Linked DNA regions of Homo sapiens: region 2 is linked to region 1. A link is a loop called in an ENCODE intact Hi-C map of the cell type or tissue named here. Cell type or tissue: prostate gland. All regions are shown on one strand. Links, peaks and the distances in the headings refer to the core of each region. The heading gives the core; the rest is flanking DNA.

Region 1 (10,996 bases), core at 1,646-9,645:
TTTGCATAGAAGTAGACCTGTGATACCTATAGGTATGGAAAATATGTCATAAGAAGTGGTTTTGGATTATTTCAAGTGTCTGAATAAGTATTTGATTGAAAACTCTGAAAGTTCTGTGCCATGGACAGGTGTAATATTAAAAATATTTAATGATTAGTATGGCATGGGCACAAATCAAGCAGAACAGATACCTAATTAATCAGAACAGCCTTTAGCCCTTATGCCACACCAGAGCTTACTAGCTAAATGTCATCCTTGACCATGGAACATGGTTAAAATGAGCTGCTGGCTGGGCAAGGTAGCTCATGTCTGTAATCCCAGCACTTTGGGAGGTCGAGGCAGGAGGATCGCTTGAGCCCAGGAGTTTGAGACCAGCTAGGTAACACAGTGAGATCCCGTCTCTGTTATTAAAAAAAGAAAAAAAAATTTCAAGTAAAAAATGAAAATGATCTGCTATTAGAATAAGAGCAAAGAGCATAACTTTTCCCATCCTAAATTTAAATTGAATATGTATTTTTATGTTATAGTGGAAAGAAGATGAACGGGGAGTCAGACAGCTTCATATTAAAATTCTGGTCCTACCTCTTACTCACTTATAAAATATGGGCAGTCTTCCTTAGGCTTGTTGTGAGGATTAGTGATAATGTATGTGTAGTGTAAGTGTATAACATGATAGAGGAACTTAGGAAAAGATAGCTGTAATTCCTTTGTAATCGGCCCCAGAAACACACATTTCTCTACTTAGTTTGTACTTACTAAATCCCATATGTCTACTCATTTGTATTTATATGTTTATCCTTCTTTAAAGTATTTGATATATTGGTACAACTTATTGCTGAGATTAAGTTATCTGTCCACACTTGTATTAGGGTTGCCTGGCTTATCTTATAAATTCAGAAGCATTCAAGCTGAGTTTTTAATTTTTCCATTTGGTGCTAAATAGAATACTGGATAATTATAATTCAGCTTTCTAAAACGTAGCATTTTTAAAGTAATACATGTGCATAGTTTAAAAAGCAATTTATTACTAAAAGCCTTATCAAAATAATATTTTGATTTTTGGCCTTCATACAGGCTGTTGAAAAGAGCAGATAAAGGATGGAAAAAAGGAATGGAAAGGGAGAGGTATTTCGGCAGCACTGGTTCTTTGTGTGCCAACGGCTTAAAACCTTTTTTTTTTTTTTTTTCCTTTGAGACCTATATGATTGATAGAAAGCTATTATGTGTCCATTGACAGAGCTTAGAAAAAAAAATGTCTTCATGAAAGCCAGGAGGATAAAGTAGGTATATAAATCTAGAGAAAGCTTAAACAGCGGTTGTTGTTGTTATTCTAATTTTGCCTTGTTTTTCCTTTTCTCATTATTACTCCTTCTCAGTTAGCATTGCCTTTGGCAGCTTTCCCAAGGAAAGTAAAAGTTGTCAAGTGAATATAAATTAAAATGCCTGGTGATGGAAAATGGAGTTGGGAGGAAGAGCAAGATTACAAAGTTAAATGAGGAAGGAGAAAGAATTGAGTTGTGAGCTACAGAGGGCTTTGAAGCTATAAGAGCCTCCATGTAAGCTACACTGAAGGAGGTATAATCTGGGCCTCAGCACAGAAACCTGCATTCTAGACCAGCCCCACCACTGTCTAGCTATGTGTCCTTTTCCTCATGCTTAAGATAAATTTATTTTGACTAGATACCTCCTCTTGTCATTTCCAACTCTAAAATTCAGTAATTCTGAAAAGGTACAAATTATTTCCCAATGCTTCTTGACCTTCAGCCTAAATTTCAAATACTACAATTCAACATCAGCATCAACAACATCTACCGAATACCTGTTTTGCACACAATTTCTGCTAGCAAGATTACAACCTTAATGGAAACACACAACGTATTTTAAAAGTTACTAATAATAATTCCTTAGCATTATCTAATAGCCAGTCCATATTCAAATTTCACCAGTTGCTAAAAATGCCTTTTAACATTTGAATTGTTCCAATGAAGATTTAACCAACGTTCATGTGTTCTATTAGGTCTTGCTGTCTTGAGCGTGTCTTCTCTCCTTTTTTCCTCTTGCCATTGATTGCTTTACATAGCAGTTGCAAAGCAAGGGTCATGATGAACTAAGTTTCTCTGATTTCATATTAGGTTTTCTTTCTACCATACCAGTGAGGAAAGGAAGATATTTCTTCCAAGGTCTGAAAGATTTAATTGTAACTAGTTACATTTTTGTTTATTATAGTCAAGCATGTATCAAAATGAATTTCTATTAAATTCATTCATTTGGAAAGGTTTAGAGATGTTGAACAGAAGTCTAGTCTAATGAAAAAAATTTTTTTAATATTTAGAACTTTTCCTAAATCCTGAATTAACTAAGAAATGACCATTAAATTAATCACTTTTTTAACTTTAAAAGGTGAAAACCTGTTACTTTTTAGGTGCCTGGAATTCTGTTGGATTGCTAAAGCATATGTTAAGTCAAAAATCATAGCAGAGGCCTTTTTTTTTTTTTTTAACTTTGTACATTTCATAGAAAGCTCATACATTTCTTCCATTCTTTCTCAGAAAAAAATGGCATTTAACAAATGTTCGGTGTATAAAGCTGTCAGTTTGCTAGTAGTTATAATTTGTTGTGTTCTTGAATAAAAATATATTGGGTACATAAAAAAGACACTATTATTTATATAGTTTTTTTAGTTTTTTTTTTTAATTGATAATTTTCTACAAGTACCCTCCCTACCTTGAGGATCTGCGTCTACCTATAGAGGTTTTGGCACTACTGTAAATGAGTGAAATGTATCACAGTCAGGGAAAGGAGGATCTGGGGACTTTTTGAAAGGGACAATTGTGATAAATTCCAGGCAACTTTTATTATGCAGGGCTGTGGACTCGGTGTTACCTTCTTGGAAGCTGGACATGCAGATTTGATGTGAGCAGTACTGTGTGGGCCAAACAAAACACATCTGCAGACCAGACTTGACCTGCAGGTCACTAATTTGAAACCTCTGTCCTAAACTGAGGCTAAATTTGATTTCTTGTTTCCATCAACTTTATTTTTTTTTATTTATTTATTGAGACAGTCTTGCTCTGTCACCCAGGCTGGAGTACAGTGACACAATCTCAGCTCACTACAACTTCCACCTCCTGAGTTCAAGCGATTCTCCTGCCTCAGCCTCCTGAGTAGCTGGGATTACAGGTGCCCGCCACCACACCCAGATAATTTTTGTATTTTTAGTACAAATGGGTTTTCACCATGTTGGCCAGGCTGGTCTCAAACTCCTGACCTCAAGTGATCCATCAGCTTTGGCCTCTCAAAGTGCTGGGATTACAGGCATGAGTCATCATTCCTGGCCTCCATCAACTTTAAATGAAGCTTTTTGAGTGGATAAAGATAGTAAAGAATTACCATATTTTCTTATTTGGTGCCAGGCGCAGTGGCTCACGCCTGAATCCCAGCACTTTGGGAGGCCGAGGCAGGTGGATCGTGAGGTCAGGAGATCGAGACCATCCTGGCTAACACGGTGAAACCCCATCTCTACTAAAAATACAAAAAATTAGCCGGGCATGGTGGCGGGCGCCTGTAGTCCCAGCTGTTCGGGAGGCTGAGGCAGGAGAATGGTGTGAACCCGGGAGGTGGAGCTTGCAGTGAGCTGAGATTGTGCCACTGCACTGCAGCCTGCGTGACAGAGTGAGACTCCGACTAAAAAAAAAAAAAAAAAAAAAAAAAAGAATTACCATATTTTCTCATTTGGAAAAGCCTACTGCGGACTACCCAATTTACTGATGTAACACAAGGGAGGATAAAGGGTAGAGCTACTATGTGGAAGCCAATCCAGTATGGAGGCCATTTTGATTTCTAATGCAGAGGAACATGGAAGATAACACTGATGTAATTTGTGTGTAGAAAGAGGAAAAGGTACGGAGTCCTTAAGTAATTTTGACTTCCCCCGACCCCACTCTAAAGAATTAATCTATAGTATTCTTCCCCAACTGTATGCCATAAGCTTGGTTAAGAAGCAGTATTGCAGTTTTAAAATAGAGGCTATAAAATTACATTTTGAAGATTTGCCTACATGGATCCTTGCCTCTATCCAGTTAGCTCTTTAGTGGAAATTCCACTGTGGCTGTGGGGGGTCTCCATTATCATGTCATATATCAAACTGCAGCAATAATCACCACCAAGCATTTTTAGCTCTCCACTGGGTGCAAACTCTACCTTTAAGCTTTCATGTGTATTAATGTGTTAGGGCCACACTGAGAAGGATCCATCTTTTCCACTCAAGGAACAGTTGTATGGGTTAAATTCTGTTATCTTGTTTTATTAGGTCAGATAATAAAAATACTATCATAAATAGAGTGAGCTTTAGGTGGGTTTGTGCTTAACAGGAAGGGCATGTCACCCTTCTACCACTTTGGTTGTACACAGATCAGAATGTGTGACAACACATTCCCATCCATTTTCTCCTGGAACTCTTCCTTCGCCTCATACTGCTCACACATTTTGACTATATTGTTGTTATTGTTGTTGTTTGAGACGGAGTCTTCCTCTGTCACTCAGGCTGGAGGGCAGTGGTGCGATCTTGGCTCACTGCAACCTCCACCTTCTGGGTTCAAGTGATTATCCTGCCTCAGCCTCCCAAGTAGCTGAGATTACAGGCGCCCCCCACCACGCCTGGCTAATTTTTGTATTTTTAGTAGAGATGGGGTTTCACCATGTTGGCCAGACTGGTCTCAAACTCCTGACCTCAGGTGATCTGCCCGCCTTGGCCTCCCAAAGTGCTGGGATTACAGGCGTGAGCCACCATGTCCAGCCTGCTCACACACTTTGGTAATGTACATTTTGGAAGCAGCCCCCAGCAGTGGGACTGAATTGTCAAAAGATTTTTGCCAAATTGCTTAAAGAGTTAGGCGTTTATGAATTAATGATGATGAGTTTTGATTGCAGGCCCTGACCAACCCAAAGAGCAAACAGTTTGAAAAGTCAGCTTGAAAAGTCTGCAGGCTGTTTTTGGCCAGCCTCCTTGAGGTGAGTACTTAATGTTGATCAGCTTCTGAACACAACATCCAGAAACAGGTTTGTGCTGCTACTAGGATCAATAATGAGAATGCGAAAAACATTGGCAGAGAGATTCCAGTGGCCTTCCAGATTGCAGTGCAGAGAGCCTGCTTGCCAAGAAACCAAACATAGGTATTAATCTTGGCATCCGAGAATGTGACTCTCCCTGTTTTCTTGAGGGTGCAGGGACAGGGAGAATAATTGCCAAGGCTATTCCTTCTATTCCTTTGCCCAGGTTGGTCCCCTAGAGATGGAAAAAAGTCCTTTATGCTATTTGTGTGTATAAACAGTCTCCAAGTTTCTTCTACCCTCTGGGTATGCTTTTTCAGGTGTCAAATGAACATGATAATATTTTCTAAGAGATGATTTTCATGCTGACTCTTTCCCTAAGGAACAAGAGGTCTTGAAGAGCTCATAACACCAGTAGCAGATACCAGAAAAAGGTGCATATCTTAAACCCAAGTGACACATAAATTAGACATCAATAAGATTACAGCTACTCTCATTCTGTGATTTGTAATCCATGAAAAATTGCTTATAAAATGAATGTTTTCTAAATGAAACAGGACTGAAATGGTTATTTTGAAGAAATTTTCCTGGGAATGCTCTGTGAGATGAATCACCAACTCCTAATTTATCTGCCTGGTAAATGTTAGGTTTGCCTAATGCAAAGTGTCCCATTGATAGGGATAATAGCAGGCACCACAAACACTTGTTGAAATCATCTTTGCTTAAATGCTAAATAGAGCATCGAAACTAGTTTGAGGCTTCACATTAAGAAAACTGTTACTAATTTTGAGCATGTATAGATCGTGAAGATGTAGAAAGAAAAGTTGAAGGAATGGGGTTATTCAATTTGGGAAGAAAAAAACAAACATATAATCACAGTTCTGCCTTTGAGTGTCCAAAAGCCCTCACCTTAAGGATACAACAAACTCTAAGCCACATGAGCCATAGAACTAAATAATAAACCATTTTTATTTGAGACAGAATAATTTGCTGATGGTGGAGATTGTGAAGGCTGGTATTGGGTCAATAAAGAAAGTTGTAGAAGGAGCTACTCTGAAAGCCTTAAAAAATAAACTAGTTGCTCTCTTCTGTTTGATATAATTATGGTAGTTTCTGGGTTTTAGAGGAGTCCTAAAGAAAATTCTTGAGATGATCTTTTTTGGAGAAGCCCTGTGCAACACTCAAAATTACTTAATCCAACAACCATTTCCTGATTAGCTACTAAGAGAGGAATAAGACATCCTATGTATCTCATGGGTACTTGCAATCTAGAAGTAAAGTTATATACAAACAATTGTAATACAACATGGTAAGAGTTAAAATGGAAACATAACAGAACAATGACCTTTCTTGGTTAGGATTTACTAGAATATGTGCCAGTTTGACTCAGTAGATGGCGGCAGAGATGCCAGCAAGACCTTCAGTGATTGGAATTGTTTTTATGGGGAAGAAGTGAGGCTGGTCCTATTGTTTCTAGTCGTATTTTTCAATATAGTCATATTTTCTGGTTGGAAAGCTTGAGCAGCTCAAGGACCATTCTTGGAGGATTTGTATTCTTAAGAAGATGGCCCTTTAAGGAAAATTTACTCTATATGAAAATATGTAAACATCCAAGCACTTTTTCATATTTAGCTTTTCAGTGAAATAGGGATGAGGGTGGGGTGAGTGGGGTGAGTCCAGGCCTGGAGAGAGGACTTTGTTTTCTAAACATAGCATTTATTTTCGAGGCACTTCAAAGGATGTATTGTAGTAGGATCCTGCTCTTTATGCAGCAATCCTACACTGTTAGACGCTTGACCAGGCCCCTCGTGGCTTGGCTGACTTTTCTGTTTGTGCTGCTTTGGGCTGAAGCACAGGCTAGTTGAAGAGTTGTTGCTGATGCCGTAACTGTAGCTTTGAAACCTTTTGGCATGCTCAGTGTATTCTTCAGGAAACTAAGAAATGTAGACTTAGAAATAACCCAAGCCAGACAACTTGTTGCCAGATTGTGGGGAGTGTATTCTCCCAAAATCATTGAGATGGTTTCAGAACTAACTGAAGAGAGTGCCTGGTTATTCTGCTTGCACAGTCTTCAAGCCTTGATTCAAAGTGGGGCAATGAGATTAGTGCAGAGGTGAAGGCAAGAGGCGTCTGTGTGTGCCTCCGGAGAGACCCTAGCCTAGGAAGCAATTCTGAGACTTTGTTATTTTCTGACCAGAACTGCCAGCTCACGGATCTCCACATACCACTTAGCTTTTGAAGGGAGCCTATGAGCCAAGGTTAAGTCTTCTTTCACCCCACAGTTGGGGTTTTATTTGTTGTCTTTGTTCCTCAGCTCTGTCTCCATCAAAAACAAGATAATGAGCTTGTTGGTCAAGCAGCTTGTAATTTTCCCAGGTCAGCTGAGTGTCTAGAGGAGGAGAAACAAGGCCTGATGATTCCTGAGTAGGTGAATACATTTAGGAGGACAGAGAATTATTTGTAAGTCAGGGTTTCTCAACCTCAGCACTACTGACAGTTTGGACGGGATAATTCTTTGTTATGTGAGGTTGTCCTGTGGCCTTGTGGATGCAGGACACTAGATGCCAGTAATCACCCTCCCCAACCCCAGCTCCCCTGGCTATCAGAAATTGTGTTAGGCCACGCCCAGTGGTTTGGCGCCACTAGTGTGAGTTTTCCTCATGAGTATAAAAACTCTACCACTCCACAGTTAAATGTCATAGTTACTGGGTGGATCTTCTGTAAACAGGGTCAGAGATAGTAAAGTAAGGGCCTGGACCTCCCTTATTTCTTTCTCCAACATAAATCACTACTTATCATTGCAGATCCAGAAAGCATCTTTTTTTTTTTTTTTTTTTTTTTTGAGATGGAGTCTCACTCTGTCACCAGGCTGGAGTGCAGTGGCGCCATCTGGGCTCACACAACCTCCGACTCCCTGGTTCAAGCGATTCTCCTGCCTCAGCCTCTTGAGTAGCTGGAATTACAGGCACGTGCCACCGCACCCTGCTAATTTTTGTATTTTTAGTAAAGGTGGGGTTTCACCATGTTGGCCAGGATGGTCTCAATCTCCTGACCTCATGATCCACCCGCCTCGGCCTCCCAAAGTGCTGGGATTACAGGAGTGAGCCACTGCACCCGGCCAAGAAAACATCTTGAGCTATGTACATGGAAACAAACAAACAAAACAAAACAGGCCTTATCTCACTTTCAACTCAGAAATCTCAGTATCTCAGGGATTCTTGGTAAGACAGAAGTAACTGATGTGCTCAGATTTCTCTTGTAGGCAGAAGGCTATCACCTTCAAGCATGAGCTGCCTGCCTTCTGAACTCGCAGACCGCCTCTTCCGTTCTCTGGGGGCACATTGGCTTCCGTGTTCCTAGGTTTAACCTTTCTTCTTCCCTTGATCCCTTTGTATCTTCAGTTAGGAGCCCAGGCTGTGGAAATGCTTGCCTGGAAGGGTGGGAACCAAAGTGCCCTCAGTGGCTTTAGAATGTGACTTGTTATTGCATCCACTTGTGCCATTTGTCAAAGAGGATGATAAAGACTTGGCTCTATTAGGTGAGAAATTGGCATAGCTATTAAACTGACTGACATTCAAACCAAGCTTTATTACAGAAAGCTACAGAGATGATAGGATTGAAAACATGACCTTTTGCCAGAAAGCTAGTGGGAAATGGGATCATTAACCTTGAAGAAATATTACAGATGAACCATAAAGGATTACTGAACAGAGAACCTCATACATGTTTTCTACTTCTGCTTAAGACAACAAAAAGAAATTCACACAGGAATTTAATTTAAGTTAAAACTTTAAATTATTGCAGGGAGATGTTTTTGATAGTTAAGGTTTATGAACTTTATAAGGGGTGACAGTTCCGAGGGTGGGTTTGGAGTGCTCTTTAAAGGTCTTTAAGAACTGGCTGTACCTATATCTGACTGATTGGTTGAGGAAGGGCAGGTTCTGTGAGGGAAGGGATCACCTTTTCAGTACCCCTGCTCTGATGCTTGGATGGCCCAATACACATGTTGTGGTTGACTGTAAGGTGGCACCAAACTTAATTCTCTAAATAAGGACTTGGGCAATGTTCTTCACGGTGTGAGTTACCTGACCAGACTCAACAGATGACAATCTTCTCTCTGCCTTCAGCAGGGCTCTGCACATTTACTTCATAAGCAGTGTTGTGGGTAGGGCTCCCTGAAAAGCTGACTCTGAGACAGAGGTTTGTGTGTAGGCTGTTCATTAGGAAGTGCTCTCCGTATCCACACTGTGGAAGGGAAGAGAAGAAAGCAGGGTTGGGCAGAGGGAGAAGCTAAGCTCTGAAGTAGTCCCAGAAAAGAGCTCAGCTGACCACTTGGAATGCACTGAAGCTGGGAGGGCCCTTCTGAGGTATCCCCAGTTGGTGTGTGGAGCCAGGCCTTTAGACTTCTGTGGATGAGTCACTGGATGGGGGCTGCCACTGGAAGTAGGCATGACTTGGGCAGGGTAGTTTCCTTCAGCCCAGGAAGTCCCCAAGAGTGCTGATGGCCATGGATCTTGCTCTAGCAGCTTTTCGACCATGTGGGGGACTAAACTCTTCATTCATGAAACGGGACCTGGGGAGCGTCACAGCGTCCACCACAGCAGCTTCCCCTGGCTTCTACTTGGGTCTGAGTCTTTCCTTCACCCTTTACATAAGAAGCCTTTTCCTCCAGGAACATATTTCCCTTCCCCTCATTCCCACCCAACCCTTTGCCACCCCAGTACAGGGAGTGAGTGCAGAGCCACAGATTCTGTTTGTTTTGAAATTTATTCCTCCCTCCCTCTTTCCTCGTCTTCTTCATTTCTCTCTTTTACCTCTCATCAGGCAGATTCATGGCCTCGTGACAGCCAGACTAGATGGCAAGCTAAATGTCAAGCTGATTTCTTCCTCTTTGGAGAGTTTCCATTCTCCCTTTCGTGGCTGCGAATTCCTTCTCTGTCCTTTGCAAACACCTTGTGGATGAATCCCCATGGCAGTAGTGCAGTCAACAGCATACTGGACTGCAGCCTTCATTAGCTGAGGCACTCGTTTGTAGGAGCTCAGTCAAGGCCTGTTTCCTCCATTAGTTCTCCAAAACAGGGAAAGGCCATGGAACCGAGTAATCTCCATCACTCCTTCTAACTCCAGTGTTCAATAATATTTTGATTTGAAGGATTTTCACAACAGGAAATGGCAACAAAAGAGATGCCGGATTCCCTAGTTAGTCTTTGCTTCTTATCTCACCCACATAGAATACCAAAGTCTCTTTTCCCAACTAAACGCAAGATGTGGGATTAGTTATGGCATAGCCTGAAGTGTTTGGGGGAGTGAAGTTTTAAAACCCCAGAACATTTTGGAAACCAGTCTGTATTGAAATCAGCAAGTTCTTAGCAGCTCATCTTGCAGCTGCGCCTAGCCTGTCTGCGAGGCTTCTGTGTAAGGGTAAGTGAAGGTGAATCAGGACTTGTGTTGGGCTGCATTTGAAATGCATGGAGCAGCACACTGCAGCAAGAGAGGTTTCCTGCTGGCTTCATTCTGCTGGCCTCCCTCCCTTTTTATTAATCTTAATTTAATTGGATTTAGCTATCAGTCTTGGTATTTTCTGTAGCGATTTTTTTTTTTTAAGGCATGAGTCGGAGCCATCGTAAACACGCGCTTAGAAGGAGCTCGGCTCAGATGCCAGGTAGAGACCCCCTTCAAACTGTCCTTTCTGTTCCAGGCTGGGTGTCTCATTCAGTAATGACAGACTGAGAAATTAGCAGCACAGGGTAAAGATAGAGGAGGTAGAAGCAGGAGAGAAAAGGCTAGTGGAAAAGTGAACTTGGCTGTTCAGAGGACAGAGCTGAGTTTATTTGCATAGTAACTCAGGTGTGGTTACTTATTTACGAAACACATTTCTTATGAGGTGTGGAAAATAGGCTACCTGTGAACCTGATCCCTGGCCTAGAATGCTCATGGTCAGGAGGCA
Region 2 (10,324 bases), core at 1,538-9,537, 140 kb after region 1:
GGCTACTTGCATTCAGCATGATGCTTTTAAGACTTACTAATGATGCTGCAGGTATCAGTAATTTGTTCCTTTTAACTGCTGAGTGGTATTCCATGCTAAGAATAGCACAGTTTAATTATGTATTCACTCGTTGGATGTTTGGATTATAGTTTTTGGCTACTATGAACAAAATGCTGTGAACATTCTTACATAGACATTTTTGTATGCATATATTTTCATTTCTCTTAGGTAAATACTTGAGAGTAGAATTGCTGAGTCATGGGGTAACTATATATTTAACTTTATAAGAAGTTGCTTAACTGTTCCCCCAACCACTTCCACCAGCAATGTGTGAGAATTCTGGTGGCTTTACGTTTTCACCAACATTTGATATTGTCAGTTTTTTAAATTCTAACCATTTTAGTGGTTATGTAGTGGTTCCTCATTGTGGTCTTAATCTAGATTTCCCTAGGGACTAATGAATTAGAGGACTTTTACATGTCCTTTGTGTGTGTTTTCTTTGGTGAAGTGTCTGTTCAAGTAATTTGCCCATTCTTAAATTGTGTTGTATGCCTTTTTTTTTCCTACATATTTGTAAGAGTTCTCTCTATATATTATGAATACAAATCTTTGGTCTGATACATGTGTTGTGAATATATTCTCCTAGTCTGTAGCTTGCCTATTAATTTTATTGATTCTTTTGATGAGTATAAATTTTTAATTTTGAGAAGTCATAATTACTTTTTCTTTCATGGTTAGTGCTTTCTTTGTGATGTCTAAGACATCTTTGCCTCCTTCCAGGATTGTGAAGACACTTTGGTTTCTTCTAGAAGCTTGATAGTTTTAGCTTTTGTTTGTCTTGATCCGTTTTGAGGTAGTTTTTGTCTATGGTATGAGTTACCATAGATCCAGATTTATTTGTTTCTTTTCCATACATATAATAAGCAGTTTTCCCAGCAGAGTTTTTTGAAAATATTTTTCTCTTTCTATTGAATTGCTTTGGTGCCTTTGGGAAAAGAAATTGACCATATGAAGTGTGTCTATTTATATATATCTATTTTGTTCTACTGATTTGTCTATCCTTATGCCAATACTTGATTATTGTAGTTTTATAGCAAGTCGTAAAATTAAGTAGTATGACTGCAAGTTTGATCTTTTTTCAAAATTGTTTTGTGTCTTCTAGGTCCCTTAGTATTTCTGCATAAATTTCAGAATCAGCTTGTTCATTTCTATAAAATGCCTGTTATGAATTTGATTGGGATTGCATTGAATCTAGAGATTAGTAGGGGGGATAAGTGACGTCTTAGGATTTGAGATTTTACACTACTTCAAAGGTAACAAGTTAGCCTGTCATAGTTTCATGGATGCTGGCAGAGGATATAAGATGCCTGGGTCAGAGGCAGAGGACTTTATTACTCACAGCAATGACAGTAGCCAGAATATTAGCATTTTCTTGTGCCAGTTCCCTCAGCTCCATTTCACATGGAGCAACACTGAGATGGCTGAGTGAGATCTGCACCTGTAGCAGGTTGTATTATAGACAGAAATCTTAAGCTTAGGGAAACAAATCTTTTGTGTCATATAATAAGCATGGCTGCTAGTTGCTGAAGAAGAAGAAACTGTCCCTGTTTTCCAAGGCTGTTCACAATACAAATGTTTTTAAAAGATAGGAACAAAGGGAAGATGTGTAAAAACACAATATACTCATAGAGAACTGTTTCCTGACACTCAACAATATTATATCTTTCAACCCATGAATGTGATATCTCTGTTGTTTAGATCATCTGTAATTTCTCTCAGCAGTGTGTTTCAGTATAGCAGTTTTGTGCATCTCTTGTCAAATTTATGCCTAAATATTTTATGTTTTTTTGTTACAGTGAGTGATATTTAGAAAATATTTTCATTTTCTCTTTGTTGCTACTGTATGGAAATAGAGTTAAGTTTTGTGTACTGTCTTTGCATCTATCCTGTATCCTTATAAATTCACTACTAGCTTTGGTAGGGTTATTTTATTTTGAATCCTTAGGATTTTCCAACTATACAGTCCTGTTGTCTGTAAGTTAAGATAGTTTTACTTTTCTCTTCAGATCTTTACGAGAAGCCTGGTAGATTGCTTGTTTAACACAGAATCTTGAGTGAATGCATTAGTCTTTCACCTTTAAGTATGATGTTAGCTGCATATTTTTCCTAGATATCCTGACTCTTAGGTTGAGAAAGCTTCCTTCTATTCCTAGTTTGCTGATAGTTTTTATGATAACAGGTGTTGAAATTTGTCAGATAAGTTTTTGACATTTGTTGAGATGATCATATGGTTTTTCCTTTTCGGGCTGTTGTTACTATAGTGAATTTCATTATATGATTTAAAAAAACTTTTTAAATTTTTTTAATTTTTTTTTTTTTTTTTTTTTTTTTGAGACAGTCTTGCTCTGTTGCCTGGGCTGGAGTGCAGTGGCACGATATTGGCTCACTGCAACCTCTGCCTCCTGGTTTCAAGCGTTTCTTGTGCCTCAGCCTCCTGAGTAGCTGGGACTACAGGTGCACGCCACCACACCTGGGTGATTTTTGTATTTTTAGTAGAGACAGGGTCTTACCATGTTGGCCAGGCTGGTCTCAAACTCTTGGCCTCAAGTGATCTGCCCACCTCAGCCTCCCAAAGTGCTGGGATTACAGGCATGAGCCACTGCGTGCGACCTATTGTTTGATTTTGAATGTTAAACCAACCTCACCTTCCTGGAATTAAACCCCATTTGGTGATGATTATACTTTCTATGAGTTGCTGGATTCAATCTGCTACTATTTTATTGAAGATTTTTTGCATGTGTGGTTATGAGGAATATTGTTATATAAATTAATTTTAATTTTCGTGTTATATCCTTGTCTGGTTTTGGTATTAATGCATAAATCTATAAAAATTTTATGGGAAGTGTTTGCTTTTCCTTTATATGCTCAAAGAGTTTGTGTAAGGTTGGTACTATTCATTAGATGTTTTATATTAGTTTTCTTCGTGGGGGTTTTAAGTTACAAGTATAGTCACATAGGACTATTCTGATTTTTGATTTCTGCTTGTGTCAGTTTTGGTGATTTGTGTCTTTCAAGGAATGCATCTATTTCATTTTGATGACTGGGTATAAAGAAACTTGTCTTTCATTTTGATAAGTAGACATCAAGGAAGTTGTCTACTCATCTAAGTTGTCTAATTTATTGTCATAAATGTGTGCATAATATTCTCTTACGTTTTTAGGACCTACAGTAACAGTCCCTCTTTTATTTTCAATACTTGCTTCCTCTCTCTGTCTCTCAGTCTCTGTCTTGATCATTTTAGTTGATTATCAATTCTGTTGATCTTTTCAGGGAAGCAACTTTTTGTTTCATTGATTTTTTTTTTTAATCTGTTTTCTATCATTGGTTTCTGCTCTTTACTACTTATTTTCTTTTACTTGTTTGGATTTAACTTGCTCTTTTAAAGTGGAAGCTTTACACTTCGATTTTAAGCCTTTTTTCTAAAAGCATTTAAAAGCTATACATTTCTCTCTAAGCATTACTTTGCTGCATCCCACACATTTTCATGATCATTTGATTCAGAATTTCTTTAATTTTCCCCCTATTTTCTTTGATTCATGGATTATTTAGAATTCTGTAGTTTCGTTTTTAAACATTTGAGGATATTTTAGGTGATTTAATTCATTGTAGAACATAGACTGCATGATTTCACTTGTTTTAGATTGAGATTGTTTTGTAGCCCAGGAAATGTTTTATCTTGGTGAATGTTCCATATGTACTTGAGAAGAATGTGTATTATATTGTTGGTTGTAGTGTTCCATAAAAGTCAGTTTAGCTCATTGGTAGTGGGGCCTAAATCATCTGTATCCTAACTGATAGTGTGTGGTTGTGTGTCTTTGTTTTTTCTTTGTCCCATCTGCTTTTTGGGTTCTTTGATTTTCTTCTTTTGTTTCTTCTTCTGGATTAATCAAGGATTTTATAATATTCAGATTTATCTCCTCTGTTGGGGTTTTAGCTGTACCTCTTTATTTTTTAAGAGGCTGTTCTAGGGATTACAGAATGCATTCTCAATTTATCATAAAATAGCAAGAATATTATACCACCTTACATGTTTCACATGTAATAAAACATACTTTCATATACTATTTTCATCCTTTGTGCTTTTATTGTCATAAGTTTTGCTTCTAAATGTATTATAGTTATTGTATTTTGTGATAATTTGTGCTTCAGAAAGTTATTCTTTGAAGAAACTAAGAAATGAGAAAAATTAACATCTACCTGTATATTCAACATCTACATATATATTTACCATTTTTGCCATTCTTTATTCCTACATAAAGATCAAAGTTTACATCTCATATCATTTTCTCTCAGTCTGAAGAACTTGATTTAACATTTCTTGTATTGTAGGTGTCTTAGTGACAAATTCTTTCAGCTTCTGTTTTCAGCTTTTATCTGAAGATACCTTTATTAATCTTTACTTTTTCTATATATTTTGTTTGTTCGTTTAGAGATAAGGTCTTACTCTGTTGCCCAGGCTGGAGTCCAGTGGCCTGATCATAACCCACTGCAGCCTCAAACTCCTGGGCTCAAGTGATCCTCCCACCTCAGCCTCCCAAGTAGGTGGGACTATAGGCACACGCTACCGTGCCTGGCTAATGTTTTAATTTTTTTGGAGAGTTGGGGTCTCACTTTGTTGCCTGGGCTGGTCTCGTACCCCAGGGCTCAAGCAATCCTCCTACCCCAGCCTCCTACGGTCCTGAGATTACAGGTGTGAGCCACCATGCCTGGTTATTTAAAAAAATATGTTTTGAATAATACAGCCAATTCTGTTTTTTTAAGCTGTCACTATGTTCTGTATAGCCACCAAAAACAGGGAATTAGCAAATACTGAATCATTGTTCTTAGGGGAAATACAGACTTGGCTCCTGTAAGCCTCTTGTCATAATATTTTTGTTAACCAATCAGTATATTACCTTGTTTTATGTGTTTTTCTATTTAAAGCCACCTGGGGTACAAAAATACAGTTGGATAGAAGGAATAAGTTCTAGTATTTGATAGTACAGTAGAGAAATTATAGTTAATGATTTATTCTATATTTCAGAATAGCTAGAAGAATTGTAATGTTTCTAACACAAAGAAAAGAAAAATGTTTGAGGTGATATATAACCCAGTCACTCTGACTTGATCATTACACATTGCATATAGGTATCAAAATATCATATGTACTACCAAAATATAAAACAACTGTTATATATCAATTAAAAAATAAAGACATCTTATTTAATATGTATTATTGATTCATTAACATTGAACTCATGGCCAAGAACACTATAATTTATGCCTGAAGGAAGATTATCTAACATATGTTTTCTCTGTAAGGCACATCATAGCCTTCTTGTGGTTAAAAACACTCGATACCATGTCAGCGCTGTGCTTAAGGGCCATATGAAACAGGGAAGTCAGTGGCAGAGCTGAAACAAGAAGGCGGTAGGGTTACCTTGTTCCATCTCAGCTGGGAACTTGTACTTTGGATGACCCGCTCTGGTTTGCCTGCTCTGCTCATTGCATGTCCTGAAAGTGCTGCAAGTATGGATTTTGGGGCTACAAATTTAGTGAGCAGGTAAATGAGCAAATAAGGAATCCATGAATAATGAGGATCATCTGTATATAATTTTAGATTGTCAGTTTTTTCATAACTTTAAAGGCGTTCATTACCTTTTGGATTACATCAATGAGAGGTGAGGTCATTCTTATTGTTGTTTACCTGCTTTTTTCCTCTGACTGTTTTTAGGGTTGTCTCTATCTTTGATTTTCAGTTTGACCCTTATGGTGTGCCTTTTTGTGGTGTTGTGTTTATTCTGCTTGGAGTACATTGAGCTTTGTGGCTCTGTTGGTTGGTATTTTCAAAATGCCAACTTCTGTCCAATTTTAGGCCATTTTTTCTTTTTTTTTTTTTTTAACTTCTTCAGTCTTTTTTAAAGAGACAGGGTCTTAACTGTGTTGTCCAGGGTGGAGTGCAGTGGCGTGATCATGGCTTGTTACAGCCTCAAACTCCTGGGCTTGAGTGATCCTCCCATCTCAGCCTCCTGAGTTGCTAGAACTGCACGTGTGCACCACTACACCGGCTAATTTTTAAGTTTTTTGTAGAGATAGGGTCTCACTGTGTTGTCCAAACTGGTGTCCCAACTCCTGGCCTCAAGTGGTCCTCCCACTTTGGCCTCCTAAAGTGTTGGGGTTACAGGCATGAGCTCCCATGCCTGGCCACTGTTGCTTTTTTTAAGGGGACTGCAATTATAGGTATTTTAACTCCTTGATTGTCTCTCAGCACTGAGGCTCTGTTCCTTTTTTCACTTGCCCTTTTCCCTTGTTGTGTTTCAGTTTGGATACTTTCTGTTGTTGTTTTTTAAGTTTGTTTATCAATAAATCTTTTTTTCTGTATTGTCTAATCTGCCTTTAAGCTCATCTAGTGATTATTTTCAGTTAATATAATTTACAATTCTAGCATCTCCATTTGGTCCTTTAGTCTATATTTCTCCACCAAGATTCCCTGTCTACTCTATATGTCTGTCTTTTTCTGTACTTAATATCTTAATAGCTATTTTAATTTTCATTTTAATATTTGCTAATCCAGGCCAGGTGTGTTAGTTCACACTTGTAATTCCAGCACTTTGGGAAGCTGAGGCTGGCGGATCACTTGAGGTCAGGAGTTTGAGACCAGCTTGGCCAACGTAGTGAACCCCGTCTCTACTAAAAACACAAAAATTAGCTTGGTGTGATGGCAGACACCTGTAATCCCAGCTACTCAGAGGCTGAGGTGGGATAATTGCTTGAACCTGGGAGGTGGAGGTTGCAGTGAGCCAAGATAGCCCCGCTGTACTCCAGCCTGGGTGACAGAGCAAGACTCCGCCTCAAAAAAAAAAAAGTGCGAATCCAACGTCTACGTTATTTGTTTGTTTATATTTGCTATTCTTTCTTATTTATGGTCATATTTTCTTGCTGCTTTGCATGTCCATTAATTTATTTTATACTGCATGTCATGGATTTGGTGGTTTTAACTTTGTTCTGGCAGGCAGTTAATTTGCTGGAAAATCATTTTGATCCTTTCAAGTTTTGATTTTAAAGTTAGGGTGGGTCTAGAGGTAGGGGTCTGCAGACTTACAGGGCCAGTTAGAGTAAATAGTTTAGGCTTGTGGGCCATACAGCCTTTGTCTAAACTGTTCGTCTCTGTTTTTATTGTGCAAAAGTAGTTATAGACAGCACAGAAGTGAATGGGCGTGGCTGTGTTCCAATACAATATGGGCTCATGAGCCATGGTTTGCTGACTCTTGGTCTAGAGTATCCTTTAGGCTTAGAGTAGTCCTGCTTGAGGTGTTTAGAGAGATCTTTCCTTTCTGACTGGTCAGAATTTTTAGATCAGGTCTTCAGCACTTTCTGACCTTCGATATAATCCAGTTAATTTGCAGCTCTACCATAGGTTTCTTGGCTAGGCCTTGCCGAGTCTTGTGCTGTGCACATGCAGCGTAGTATTCACCCAGAGGTTTAAGAGGAACCCCTATCCAGATTTTTGGAGCTCCTTTTCTGTGAGGCTTTACTTTGTATGTTACCCTGTCTCACAAATTCCAGACAACTCCTCAGCCTCCTCAGCTTAGCAAGAGTGCGGTATTCTTAGGCTTCTCTCTGTACTGTAGACCAGAATGTGCCTTCAGACAGAAAGCAGCGTAGTCATCTTGCAGGTTTCCCTTTTCTCAGGATTCACACTGCTGTCCTGCCTCTTGTCCAGTGTCTCAAGATAGTTGCTTCTAGTATTTTGCCCATATTTTTAGTTGCTTATATTGGAAGAATTAGTCTGTTGTAATTACTCTCATAGCCAGAAGCAGAAGTTCTATGGTTTTAAAATGCAGGTTTTTTGTAGTATTGTAATTAGATATGATTTAAATGCCTCTTTTCTCGTATGTGAAATGGGGGTAACAGTAGTACCTACCTTACAGGGTAGTTTTGAGAACAGAATGAACATCTGAAACAAATGTGCCGGCTCAGCACAGTACCTGTCCCACATTAATGTTTCTATAAATGTTGTTACATTGTAAAATAGAAGCAATTGATCAATGCAATATTTCTGCTAATTACAAGGTATTTACTGGGTGACGATTTACCTTGTTTCAGGAGAACTAACTTGAGGGGCTGATACAGTAAGAAGGATTGCACCAGTTGCACTTGTACATAAATACATCCTTCAGAAGATGAAGCACATCTCGTGCTTTGAGGAAGCCTAGCCAAAAAATAATAATAATTATAAAGCACAAAGACTTGGGAATTAGATGTTTTGACCCTCTGGCCTCCTAGTTCTGTGACTTAGGGCAAGTTGTTTCTTCTTTTTTCTTTCCCTCTCCCTCCTTCACAACATTTTTAGGTGGGTACTCTTATTATCCTTATTTTACAAGTTTCATTAGGCACAGAAAGGCTAAGAGTTACAGTTGTAAGTGATGGATTTGTGATTTGGACTTAGGCAATTCAATTTCATGATCTGTGATTGCTTTATTAGGAGTCTGAACTGTATTCTTGAAGTCCCAGAAGATAGTTAACTATTCTGGATTTTTTTAAAGAGCTTTTAGAAATGTAGTACTTGTTTTATGGGTAACTGGATCGAATCCCATTTTACAAAATGAAGATTTTTCTTTTTTTCTTAAACATAATGAATCTTTGAAATACCAATTTGAAAACTTTTTTACTTAGAAAAATTCCAGGAATATAGTTTTTATTATAAAAGATTATTGCACTAGGTAGGAATAAGAGTACAGTACATTAAAAAAATACTTTAAAATTATGGCACAAATTTAGATGTAGTTTGTTTTCCCACTAACTTTAACAGTAATATATGTTTCTAGTTCACTTTCCAGATAGACTAGCCTCTGAATTAGTGGCTTTTAACTATATTGTCTAGATAAAAAAGACAACCATTTTGTTAAGAATTGGTTAACTGTTATTTAGATGGAGCAGCTGCGTAATTATTTGGTTCTGCTCTTTGACCCTCAAATTTCAGTTTTATACAAGCTAATAATTCATTATTTTAGCTGAAGGGAACTTTCCTTCATTTTACAAATGAGAAACTGTAATTTAAGATCACATAGCAAGTAATCTTTTAAATATGTGTACACATATATATGCACTTTATTTAAAAATCTTATAAGCCATTATGTTACCCCTTTGACTGGATAGCCCATCCTACCTAGTGCTCTAGGTTGGAGGAAACCCTTTTAAACACACATCATAAATTTCCCGTCATCACCCTCATCTAGGAATCCTTTAAGTATGACTTCATGCCCAGTATATATTTATCTAAAATATATAAGACCTTGTGAAGTTAGCTCTCCTAATTCATTAAGGGTAATATGCTTGGAAGACAAGTCCGTATTCATGTTAGCTACATTTCTTGGATTTTTATCTGTTTTGATCAGCCTTGTCTAGCTTGTCCATCCAGATGAAATTGTCTAAATTTATTAGGTTCTCTCTGTTAAAGGAATATCACCTTCCAGTCATCTCTCAGGCTGTTTCAAATTGTCTGATGGTAGAGGCCTTTCTCTAGTGTAAACCATGGAAGATCTTTAGCTTAGGATCTCCCAACTGCAGGTACAAGATGACATTGTACAAAGTTAATATTACCAATATAGAGTGTATTAGTTAGCTTGGGCTGCCGTAACAAAATACCATAGGCTGGGTGGCTGAACAGAAATTTACTTCTCACAATTCTGGAGGCTGGTAAGTCTAAGATCAAGGTGCTGGCAAGGTAGATTTCTTTTTGAGGCCTCTTCTCCTGGCTTATAGGTGACCACCATCTCACTGTGTGCACACATGACCTCTTGTGTGTGCCTGGGGAGACAGGGAGCATGACAGCAAGCTCTCTGGTGTCTCTTCTTGTAAGGGCATTAATCCCCTTGGCCCAGGGCCCCACCCTGACTGCATTTAACCCTAATCACCTCCCAAAGTCCCCATCTTCAGATACTATCACTTTAGGGGTTGGGGCTTTAACATGAGTTTTGTAGGAAATATAAGCATTCAGTTCTGTAACATACAGTGATTAAGGAAATGGGCTCTGGAATTGAATTGCCTTAGTCTCTCACTTACTAGTTGTGTATACAAATAACAAGTAGCCCTCACTTAGGTTAATTTTAAGCAAAACCAATAATGGTGTCATCCTAAAGGCAGTTAATTTTTTTTTTTTTTGTATTTTGGACTCTGGCATTTGGACATTGGCACAGGACTAATGTCTTCAAAGAGCAATGTACAATGACTGTAACAACTTAGAATGTAAGAGAAAATGCATAATTCTTTAAAAGTGTTTCTT

Evidence for each region. Peaks named below come from ENCODE experiments on the same cell type or tissue, not always from the same donor. Only the 100,000 strongest peaks of a DNase experiment are listed, where the experiment ranks them.
Region 2: it touches region 1 in a loop (3-fold over the local background); 60 of 110 quality-filtered maps call a loop at or near these places.

Annotation. Positions count from the first base shown.
Region 1 is chr2:55,164,204-55,175,199 of GRCh38, reverse strand. CLHC1 (clathrin heavy chain linker domain containing 1) reads left to right here. Exons shown (of 13, transcript NM_152385.4): 13 at 1-2,653. Among named protein-coding and RNA genes, the nearest start is that of CLHC1, 63 kb to the left of the region's middle. In prostate gland, for the core only: a CTCF peak has its summit at 6,434 (motif pointing right); DNase peaks (open chromatin) are centred at 5,068 and 6,459; H3K27ac peaks cover 4,877 bases.
Region 2 is chr2:55,028,667-55,038,990 of GRCh38, reverse strand. All of the region lies in intron 1 of RTN4 (reticulon 4), which reads left to right. Among named protein-coding and RNA genes, the nearest start is that of RTN4, 17 kb to the left of the region's middle. RefSeq lists an enhancer at 5,297-5,346. In prostate gland, for the core only: no CTCF peak of the experiment used is centred there; no DNase peak of the experiment used is centred there.